Regions from separate parts of the Homo sapiens genome. Here region 1 is linked to region 2. Evidence: chromatin loops called from intact Hi-C (ENCODE). Cell type or tissue: adrenal gland. All regions are shown on one strand. Each heading gives the region's core, and the rest is flanking DNA. Links, peaks and the distances in the headings are about the cores only. Region 1 overlaps ZNF462 (zinc finger protein 462). Region 2 overlaps ZNF462 (zinc finger protein 462).

Region 1 (5,386 bases), core at 269-5,268, 50 kb after region 2:
TTCATTTTCCTCCTCAGTCCTGCCTTCCCTACCCCTTGTTCATTGAGGTCCTCCTATTACATATGGGCAACTCTTGAAGTCTCCTACCTGGTGTTTCTTCTTCTAAGATCAATTCCAGTTCAGCCAGCATACATATCATTACTCATATATGATTATGATATGAGTGTGCCCTATTGCTCAAGAGTAAAGCTCTTCAGTCTCGTCTCAGCCCATGTCTCCAGCCTCACTTCCAGCTAGCTTCCAATTTCTTGCAAATTCTACGTATTGCATCCTTGGGGATCCTTAATCAACGCCACCAGTGTGCTTTCTCTTCTTTTTCCCTGGCAAATTCTTACCCATCCTTCAAAACTCAGCTGAAATGTCACACCCTCTGTGAAGATTTTTCCCAGCAATCCGAACAGAACTCTTTGCTTTCCTCTATGCTTTGCCAATACATACACATTGTGATTCTTGCCCTGATCTCATTATACCTCATATTACATTTACAAGTCCTCCTTAAGCAAACTTGGCTAGATCAATGTCTCTGACCTTAAAACATTCTAACCAAAGAAGAACCATGGCAACAGTGGTATCTAGGCTGATGCTGTACACCATCCTTTAGCAGGTCCATCCATTTCTGCTTCTAGCACTGGACCTAATGCTAACAAGAATCATCAGTTTCATTTGCTCCTAAAACTTTTTTGTACCAGTTATATTTGCTACTGAGCTCATTCAATTTAATTAATATTCTATAAGATAAAATATAGGTATAAAAGTGTTATTTCTATGAAAGCTATGTTGAATGCTTTGAAAAGACTTGATAAAGTCAAGTTGCTAAAAAAAAATTACTGTTAAGTTACATTTTGGCAAGACCAACTATAAAAGATTGAGAACATAAAAATCTAGAAGGACTCTGCTCTAAGACTGTTTCACAAATGTCTAAGTTCTCATTCCACTTCAAAGAAATGGAAACTGGAAGTAACACACAACGCAGTGTAGGTGAGTGTGGTTTACACAAGGGAGAAAACAGGGAACTTCAATCAAAGGAACGAGATTCAAATACATAGGCTTTACCCTGTATCACAATACTGGTGAATACATGTATTTACATTTTAAATGAAATTAAAATGCTTAAGGCATTTTGAAAAGGATTCCCTAGTTAGGATGGTGATTATCAAAAAAAGAAAGTAAGTGCTGGCAAGGCTGTGGAGAAACTGGAACCCTTGTGTGCTGCTGTTTGGAATGCAAAATGGTACAGTCTCACGGAAAATAGCATAGAATTTCCTCAAAAAATTAAAAACAGAACTATCGTATGATCAAGCAATCCCACTACTGGATATTTATCCAAAAGAACTGAAATTAAGATCTTGAAGAGATATGTACTCCCATGTTCACTACAGCATTAGTTACAATAGCCAGGAGGTAGAAGCAACCTAAGTGTTCATCAACATGTGAATGAGAGAAAATGTGGTGTATAACACACACACACACACACACACACACACACACACGAATATTATTTAGCCTTAAAAAAGAAGGAAATCTTGTTATATGCTAAAGCCAGTCACAGAGGGACAAATACTGCACGATGCCACTTCCATGAGGCACCTAGAGCAGTCAAACCCATACAGACAGACAGTAGAATGGTGGTTGCCAGGGGCTGTGGGTAGAAGGAAGTGGAGAGTTGTTGTTCTATGGATATAGAGTTTCAGTCGTGTAAGATGAAAGAGTTCTAGAGATCTGCTGTATAACAATGTGTATACAGTTAACAATACTATCCTATATACTTAGAAATTTGTTAAGAGGGTAAATTCCCATGTTATATGGTTTTTACTGCAGTAATTTTTTTAGGTGCCTTTAGACAAGATCATCTGTTAGGTTCCTTACAAACTTCATAAACTTTAATTATCACCATAAATACTTAATGATGGTACTTAAGAAAATATCCATTAGATTGAATTTGTGGACAGCCGTGCTATACAGGCACACAAGGCATTGTTCCTGTCAATCTGAAATGACAACCAAGCAGGTAATGTCAGCTCCACAGGAGCAAGGGTTCATGCTGTCTTTTTCGCTGATGTATCTCAATTGCTTAGAAGTGCCTGGAAAGGTACTTAAGAAAATGTTTCCTGGATTAAACTTGTGGACAACTTTGTTAAGTCCAGATACATATATATTGTTTTAAGTTATTAAAACAGTGTGTAACACAGAGCTATCAAGATGATTCTCAGACTCAAGAAGTCTGCTGATTTAAAAAATTGTTCTCGGTTCTATCCGAATTCCTTTGTACCTTGATTTAATTCCCATTCTCAAAATACCTGTTTCTCAAGTGCTGTTAACACTGAGCAGAATTTGGTATCCAGAGAAACAATAAAAACCACAAATCACCAATGCAACTTTCCAAGTATTTCCTCTGAAGAGCCTCAAAAATGTTCTTTATCTATGGGCTATTCCAAAAGAAAATTATATTCGAAACTAAGCTTTAGAATACAAACCATTTCCATTCCATAGTGTCTAAGGGGGAACATACGCCTCTAAAGGCAGTCACATTATTTTATTTCCTTCTTTTGATTATGCCTTGAAAATCTCCAGGCCAAGGACTCTGGCACCTCCTTGTCTACTGTCATCAGTGGAGCTCTCTGGCCTGGACGCACAAGATTATGATACAATGGCCAGGGGGACAATGGATGCTGGATGACTATATATAGGAATTCTGGACTCCGTTGTCATGGAGGCAAACGGAAAAACAAACGCCTAATCCTGAAAATAAGGTTGAGGCCAAACTTGAAGGAAACACACACTGAAAACTTCCTGTCATTCTGATGAGTAAAAACAAAACCTTGAAATATGATCAGGGAATAGATTGAGAAAACAAAACAAAACAAAATATTAGCCTGCAAAATGATACAAACATGGCAAAAAATGGGCAAGCTTTCTCTTTTTTGAGATCTAGTTTCCCATCATACTTACATTCACTGAAAAGGTTTCTCAAAGACCTTATTTTGTGTGAAGCCTCATGTTTTTTCTTTATATTTTTGAGGAATCCAGGCAGGTCTGACCTGAGGCCAAGGAGGATTCCTGGACTTTTCAATTCACTAGATCGTATACTTGGGAACATATTCATTTGTCTTTCTATATTTTTTGTCAATGACATCACCATTCATTCACCCAGTCAATGAAATCAGAATAAATCCTTGATTCATTTCTCTCTTTCATTCCACACATTCAATGAGTCAAAAGCTCTGTTGGTTCAGCCTCCTGAGAAACTCTATCTCTGTGATCCACTCACTAGCCCACTGCCATGGCTTTTGTTCAGGCCCTCGTGGTTGCTGTGTGAACTTCTACTGCAACATGTTCCTAACTGGCATTCCATTTTCCAGTTTCTTCTCCCCCTATGATTCCTTTCTTTTCTAAAATGCAAATGTGATCATGACACTCACTTTCTTACAGAAAAAAGCCCAAACTCTGAACCATGGGGCTCACACTCTCCTTCATCTTTCCAGGCCGATCCTCACTCCCTTGCCCACACTGTTTCCATGCTGTGCTTAATGCCAGTCACATACAAGGCTTCTAATATTCACTTTTTATGCCTTTTCCCCCTGCATTGTTGTATATTCTTGCAATATCCTTCTTATACTTTTCAGTCTGACAAACTCTTACTCATCTTTCAAAACTGAACTCAGTCCAAATCTGCCATCACCACGAAGATTTTCCTTGACCCTTCTAGATACACATATTAAATTCCCCCCTTAGACTCCCCTACTACTACATATCATGCTGTATTAAGGTTAATTTATTTTACCCCTACCAGACTATGATCTCTTTGAAATTAGGCCATCCATCCATCTATCCATTCATGTATCCATGTGTGCATCCATCCATCTATCTATAATTGTTTTAAGTCGATGTACCCCAGAACTTAGTCCAGTGGCTGGCCTAAAGCAAGTGCTCAACAAACATGCTACAAACATCCAAAAAAAAAAAGAGTACAAACTGAAAATACTGTTCTGGAAAACCCAGATTTAAAAAGAAAATGCAACTGACCAAATGCTACTCTCTCTTTGGATACTGAGGTTTAAGAGTCTTCCCACTGAAACACTGAACCATGTTTGCTGAAATAAGCCTGGGTCTTTTTTAATTACACGGACAATGGCTTCTGAACATTTAAGAACTTGAATGCAATGTAATTCAGAATCCATGGCTGTCTCAAGAAACCAAAGGCATTAATTTCTAGTCTTGCCCCTAAATCAGCTATAAGCCAAAACTCAAAACACATGCTATCAGCACATCTGGAAGCCACTTGAGATTATTCAGTATGCAGCTCTCTATCCCTCATTTTTTTCACCCATCAGTAGGCATCGATGTTTGTGAGATGCTCAGGTGTAATGGGTACCATGTATTTAAATACATCATAGCTTTTTGATAAACAATCAACACCTGAGACCATACAAATAGAGCCCTTTGCAATCTGTGAGAAGGTATTCATGGATTACCTTCAGGTGTTTAGAACTATATTTTCACTGTATACACTGTTTTACCTATTTTCCTCCATTAGAAATGCACTCATCCCAGATATGTAGCATACAGACTATCCATTTTGCCTAAAGACTTGTAGTGGCTCAGAAAAGCAGATATGGGTTTATGTTGCCCAGGTAACCAATGAAGAAACAGAAGCATAACTTGGGGATCCTGAATGCCCAGTCCCAAAAATGTGTGTGTTTGTTTTTTCTGCCACTGTAGCTATTCCTTCTTCATTAAATGATATTTGTAATTCAAAGTGTGTGTTCTTAAAAACCCTCCTTGAAACAGGCAGGAAACTTGTAGGGAAATGAATGTGTGGTGAAGGATCCTTTTTCTAATGTTTTTTGGAGGAAACTCTGGGTGGCATCTGCCATTGTTAATTGAGAAGCTCTCACAATACCGAATGCATAATTCACCTGTGACTCTTTTGAATTGTGTGATGAGGAAGTAAGGTTTCCTGCTGTTCGTTTAGATCATATAGATGTCTTTACCACACTGAAAAAATCCAACAAAAAGTGTTGAGCACAAAAGCCTCTTTATATAAATGACTTGGCCTCAACCGTAGAGAGCTTGTGAGCAACCTCAGATGGTATTTAGAGCTCACAGGCCGTGGGCAAGGCCACAGTGCTTCCTCCTCAAGACCTGACTGGAGGGAAGATGCCTACTGACTTCAAGGAGTTGGTCACAATTGATGGCTTGCTATGAACAGTGCTGTGAGAGCCCGGAGGGAACAACTGTGGAGATTTCTTAAAAGATTCGATAATCAAGAGGAAAGAGCACATCTGGGTATAAGCATATATATATTTAGATACACGTAGAGCTCTAAGTGATGCTACACGGAAATCAGGTGAGAAAGGCTATGGTTGATCAAGAACAAGAATGAGCA
Region 2 (5,386 bases), core at 295-5,294:
CTCATGAGTTACACAGTTATGTGTTTCCATTCAATATGTTATGTCGTTCTGAACATTTTTAGTTGTGAAGACTCTACAGCAACATGGAAAATATACTATTAAGTGGAAAAAAGCATGTTTTAAAATTGATTAGAGACATGTAAAAAGTGCTCAGGAATGAAACTGGTAGAAAGCATTCCTGGATATGGATGTGGGAGGCAGGAAAGTGACTTTATTTTGATGTCTCCTCTAATATCATCACATTAATAATTGTAAACATAAATTTTTAAATTCTGAAGGTAAAGACTTCTCCAATCCTTAAAGCTCCACCTGTTGGCACGAGTGGAGTGTATACACAAGTGTACAAGTGAAAGGAAGTGAGAGATAGTTTTGTTTTGCTAAACTTATTCCTCTGAGAGCTATGCCATAATGGTGGCAAATAGTGAATCAATAAGGATAGTTGCAAGGAAAAAACATATAGTAATTTTTGTTAAACTTAGGACTAAAAGACTCAACGAATGTATGTGAGTAACCAATTTCTTTTATGCCTCTCTAAGTCAAATATGTTCTTTTGGATGGACAGAAAAAACACATTTACTATCAAGACCATGTTTCCCAAGGGTTGCCACTATCAATGCAGAGGTACAGTCAAAGCCTCACACCAGGAAGCTAATGGGTCCAGCAAGCCCCAAGCATCTCCAGTGGAAGGCACGTCTCCAAATGTTGCATATCTATGCTCACCATTCATGAGCTGTCAGAAGACACATCTCACGTCTGTCCTGTTTCTTGCTATAGCTAGCACCAAATATTTGCTCAGAAATCTTGGTTAAGTGCATGAGCAATGCGGTGGGATCAGCATCCTTTACCTTCTAAAGAACAGAGTTTCTTTCTCTACCAGTTCCTGACTATGGTGGAGGCTGCTTGGTCACGTGCTCTTCCTAAGCACACTGGAAGCTCACACACTTCCCAGTCCCTTTGTGGACAGGTGGAACAATGTGACCAGATCCAGCCCATAAAAAGAGGCTGAAAGTGATGTGTGCTACTTCCTGGATCAGGCATTTGAGTGGGTGAAACACTTCCAAGCTCTCAGCGTTGACCTTGAGATTCATGTGTTGAGATGACAGCATCACCAGATGGAGCAACCCAGACTCCCGAGTCAACAGGTCTAGGACACCTCACAGACATTCACAGGGAATGTGTGTAAGAATCAAATCTCTATGGTGTTAAGCCAGAGATTTCAGGATTTGCCTTGTTGCACCCCCTACCATGACTTATATAGCAATAAATTCCATTTCTTTTACATAAACAAAGTGAGAATATGGATTAGACATGAACTCAGTAAAAGCACTGTTCATAAAATATTTCATGGAGACCATGAGAGAACAGCTGTATCGCAGTGAAGTCCATTAAGTCACTTTCTCTCCTTTCTGAAAACATACAGGATAAACTTCTCAACCTGCAGTCCTTAGAAAAGGTTGAGTATCTCTTGAGTATTCGAATATAAAATGTACTCAGAATGCGATCTTATTGATTGATAGGGATGGGGAGGAGGAAGGGTTAGAACCAAGTTTTTAGAATGAACACTGAACAAATGATTCAGGAACCATACTTCTAACACTGGTAGAGGCAGATAGTGTAACTCAGCTTTGAGTTAATAATTAATGCTGTTGGTTTTAATTTACTTTTCTTCTAGGTTTCAGGACTATTAATTTTTCCATTGATTTATAACAGGGTAGCTCAAAGAATAAGTTAATGGTGATAATTATGGCTGCAGGATGTTCAGTAAGATAGTTTGTGGCGCAGGCTTTCATAAGCAAGGACGGCAACATTGAAATAGATCCTGTGCAGTGGGTGTGACTTGGCAGTTAGCTTAAAATGACTGTGCTTGTGGATTCAGGGTCCCAGATGATGTTTAATCACGGGTGCTTCCTCCTTCTGAAGTTCACACATCACTTTGATTCACATTTTTGATGGAAAATATTCCTTCCCTAAAACTCCCTCAGTTGGTGATGAATACCTGATGCAGAAATATTAACATTTGAAAATCCCAGCTCAACCTCAACCTCACCTCAGCTTTACCTTTGCTTTCCATACCTGTGTAGATTCAATGACTTAAAATATCTCGTGTACAAGCATTGAAAGGTAGTGCTATAATATTTCTAGATTTCATATCTGTAGTCATATCTGTAAATGATTTACAACAGATGCACATAGACACATGTGAAAAAAATTCTTTATTAATTTCTCACATTTCATTACAAAATGTATGTTGCAAACAACTTGAATAACCTACTTGTGGTTTTTTTTGTTTTTGTTTTGTTTTTAAACCCTTGGCTTCAAGGACTCAGGGTCTCCCTATCTCTTATGAAGTATTGGGAAACACTGATTACTGGAGTCAATAGGTTATCATTTTGCTATTTATTTTCTTCTCTCAAGCTCTGAAAAAAATGTCCTCTGTATAAATTAAACAACAACAAAAAATGTTGTAAATTCTATGTCATTACAGTCAACAGAATTATAATAATGCATCCAAAATGTGCGGCCACAAAATATCAGGTATATGTTTGAAAAAGAAAAAAATGACATTCTAGCCTTGTTAAAAGGATAATGGTCCCATATTTTTATTAACAGGTTAGCAAAACAAAATCCAATGGATTACAATATTTACATGTTATTTGAAAAATAAAGTAGTGATAAAAGCATGTCACAATTATTTTCTTTTTTTTTTTCCTTTTTCTTTCTTTTTTTGTTTGTTTTTTGGTAACCATTACAAACACCCAATCCAGGTATGGAACTGTTTAATACATTTGAAATGAGGCCAATTAAAAACAAATATAGACACAAAATGAATCTTTGTCTGGATAGTTCACACTTTCCCCATTTTCTGGTTTCCACATGATGGCCCCCATCCCTTAAAAAAATTAAATTAAAACAAACATCCTACAAATAAAAATTCTTAACAGTAAGAAAATAAAAGAAGAACATGCTTTTCAAGTAAGCACTTATTCCACAAATGCAACATCTTTCCATGGATTTTATTTGAAGCTGTGTGGGACACTGTCATCTCAGCAATTCCCCTTCCCTTTCTTCCCTCCCACCCTCCCACAACCCTTCCAAGTAAAAAAAAAAAAAAAAAAACATGAAAACCAAAGGATTCACACGTGCACACATGCACACACACACTCATACACGCACACACACATCCAAGCACACACACACACGGGCTTCTAAAACCTAGGCTTCAAGAAAAGTTCTTTTCTATTTTTTGGAACGAAACCCTTTGTTCACAATCAGAACATATTATAAATGTAGGCTTAGATTTAGTCTAAGCTGCTCCCTCCTGAAAAAGCTGATATGGGGGACAGAGCAGCTGGCAGCTAGATTTAAAAAAAAAAAAAAAAAAAAAAAAAGAAAGAAAGAAAGTAGTTCTCCAGGCTCCTTGTAGGATATGTTATTTCTTGTCCACTCTCACGAAAGGGATGGGATTCTAGTACATCCCCTCGTCCCCTAAATAAATGAAAACCCCCAACAAAACACAATGCCAGCAGAAACAAAACACAGATTTTAAAATCACACACAAAAGCCAGCCAATCCTAACAGAAATTATTTATGAGACGGATAATGCGTGAATTTGACAGGCAACAAAAGGGTGAGGAGGACCTCCTCGTCTGGCCCACAAGCTGCATAGCTGTGCCGAAAGTTTGGTTCTTTAGTTAAATTAAAAAAAAAAAAAAAAAAAAAAAAGAAAGTTAACTTCTTTGTTATTTCCATGTTTAAAATAAAAACATTCCTATTCACAAAAAACTAAATCTCCCTTGCCCCGAAATTAAAACAACAATAACAACACACACACGAAAAACAATTCATATGAAAAACTGAATTGTGCTGTGTTTGTAACACTCAAATTGATAGAAAATAAACATGTGGCAAACAAAACTCCACAATCACCTTAAAATTAGCTCACATGAATCTACCAAATTCTAAATTATAGTTGAACACTAATAAACAGCTTACCTGGAATAAAGGATGACAATTCACAAACAGTTATCTAATAATTAAAGTCTGTTTCTTTTTTTTGTTTTGTTTTTTACTAAAATAATTAAAAAAATCACAGTATTTTAAGAAATAAAACCCACATGGGGATTTTAAGCACAATTTGTGTTCCTTTCTTTAAAACTCTTTTTTTTTCTCCATTCACCATCTTGCCCAGCAGTTCTCTCTACATTTAACCACAACGACGACAGGTAGTACTGACAAATGCAGAGAGTTCCCTTGGTTAAGTTTGAGGTACTAGGAAACAGGTGACTGTTTTATGCAAAGCAGTTTTTTTTTTTTTGTTTTCTGTTTTTTGTTTTTTGTTTTTTTTTCCCAAAGCGGCTGCAGTTAGGTCTTGAAAAAGCTTAAGGTATTAAAACTAGAAAAACGCACCAAAAGTTGTGCGTCAAAAAGTTGCTCCCCAATGAGAAGTCTTCTACCGTCATGGAGCTTCTGTTTCCACATACTGTCCAAGACCACCACAGGGTGCACCGTACCATTGGGAGGTGCTTCCATATTCCGCAACAAATGAAACTTCCATGATGAAGATCCGGAAGAAAAGATGTAGTGATGGAAAAGGAGCCACATATTCCAACCATTTAAATAACTTTAATTTACATACTCACTCACACAGGTACCAGTGCTTTGAAAATAGATTGTTCAGTCCTAAAAAGCAGCTTTGTTCTGTCTTCTCTTTTCTGTCCCTCCCTTCTCAGCCCAAGCCAGCCCTCCCACTTTTTCATCACTGTTCAAGTAAGGTTTGATTAAGAATTTCACCAAACGCTCATTCTTTTTTGGCCTCTGCATTCTCCAGGAGAGATTTGTCGGCAGTTACTACACAGATGGCTACTGTTTCATTCTTTAGGGAAAAGTCTATCCCAATGGCCTCGTCATCTTCCTTTTCCTCTATGGAGGGCATTTTAACACTGTTCTCCATGATCTCTTTTGGGTGGATTTCTTCTCTGCTCACCTGCTTGGTGTCATTCAATGCCCTGGAAAAACATTTATCGAAGAGACAGATGAGTATAGTATATATATTTCTCTTTTTAAACAAAAAAATAATAAAAACCCTCGAGTGTCTTTATTTTCCTGATCCTCAAAAAGCCTTGGGGTTTCCTTTGAACAAATGCCATGGGTGTATGACAAAATACCAAGTGATGCATCCCTGCTATGTTTTGCTTAAGTCATATATTTCTGTATCTTAAAGATTTGAACTTACAGAAGTATCCATTATTATACTATATATTGATTATCCCATGTTTTCTTTCTAGATAAGCATAATCATTTTATGTCACTTTCTCTACTGGGTCATAAGTGGTAACAGCAAGAATTGTCTTATGCTCAGAGTCATCGGCTGAACCCAGAAGCTTGG

Evidence for each region. A loop is a pair of places that touch in the nucleus more often than their neighbours do. Peaks named below come from ENCODE experiments on the same cell type or tissue, not always from the same donor. Only the 100,000 strongest peaks of a DNase experiment are listed, where the experiment ranks them.
Region 1: it touches region 2 in a loop (4-fold over the local background); 1 of 110 quality-filtered maps calls a loop at or near these places.

The regions. Positions count from the first base shown.
Region 1 is chr9:106,960,113-106,965,498 of GRCh38, reverse strand. The region is part of intron 7 of ZNF462 (zinc finger protein 462); the gene reads right to left. Among named protein-coding and RNA genes, the nearest start is that of ZNF462, 100 kb to the right of the region's middle. In adrenal gland, for the core only: no CTCF peak of the experiment used is centred there; no DNase peak of the experiment used is centred there; H3K27ac peaks cover 1,743 bases.
Region 2 is chr9:107,010,443-107,015,828 of GRCh38, reverse strand. It overlaps ZNF462 (zinc finger protein 462), which reads right to left. Exons shown (of 13, transcript NM_021224.6): 13 at 2,195-5,006. The coding sequence ends at 4,799. The region is part of intron 4 of LOC340512 (a long non-coding RNA gene); the gene reads left to right. Among named protein-coding and RNA genes, the nearest start is that of ZNF462, 150 kb to the right of the region's middle. In adrenal gland, for the core only: no CTCF peak of the experiment used is centred there; no DNase peak of the experiment used is centred there.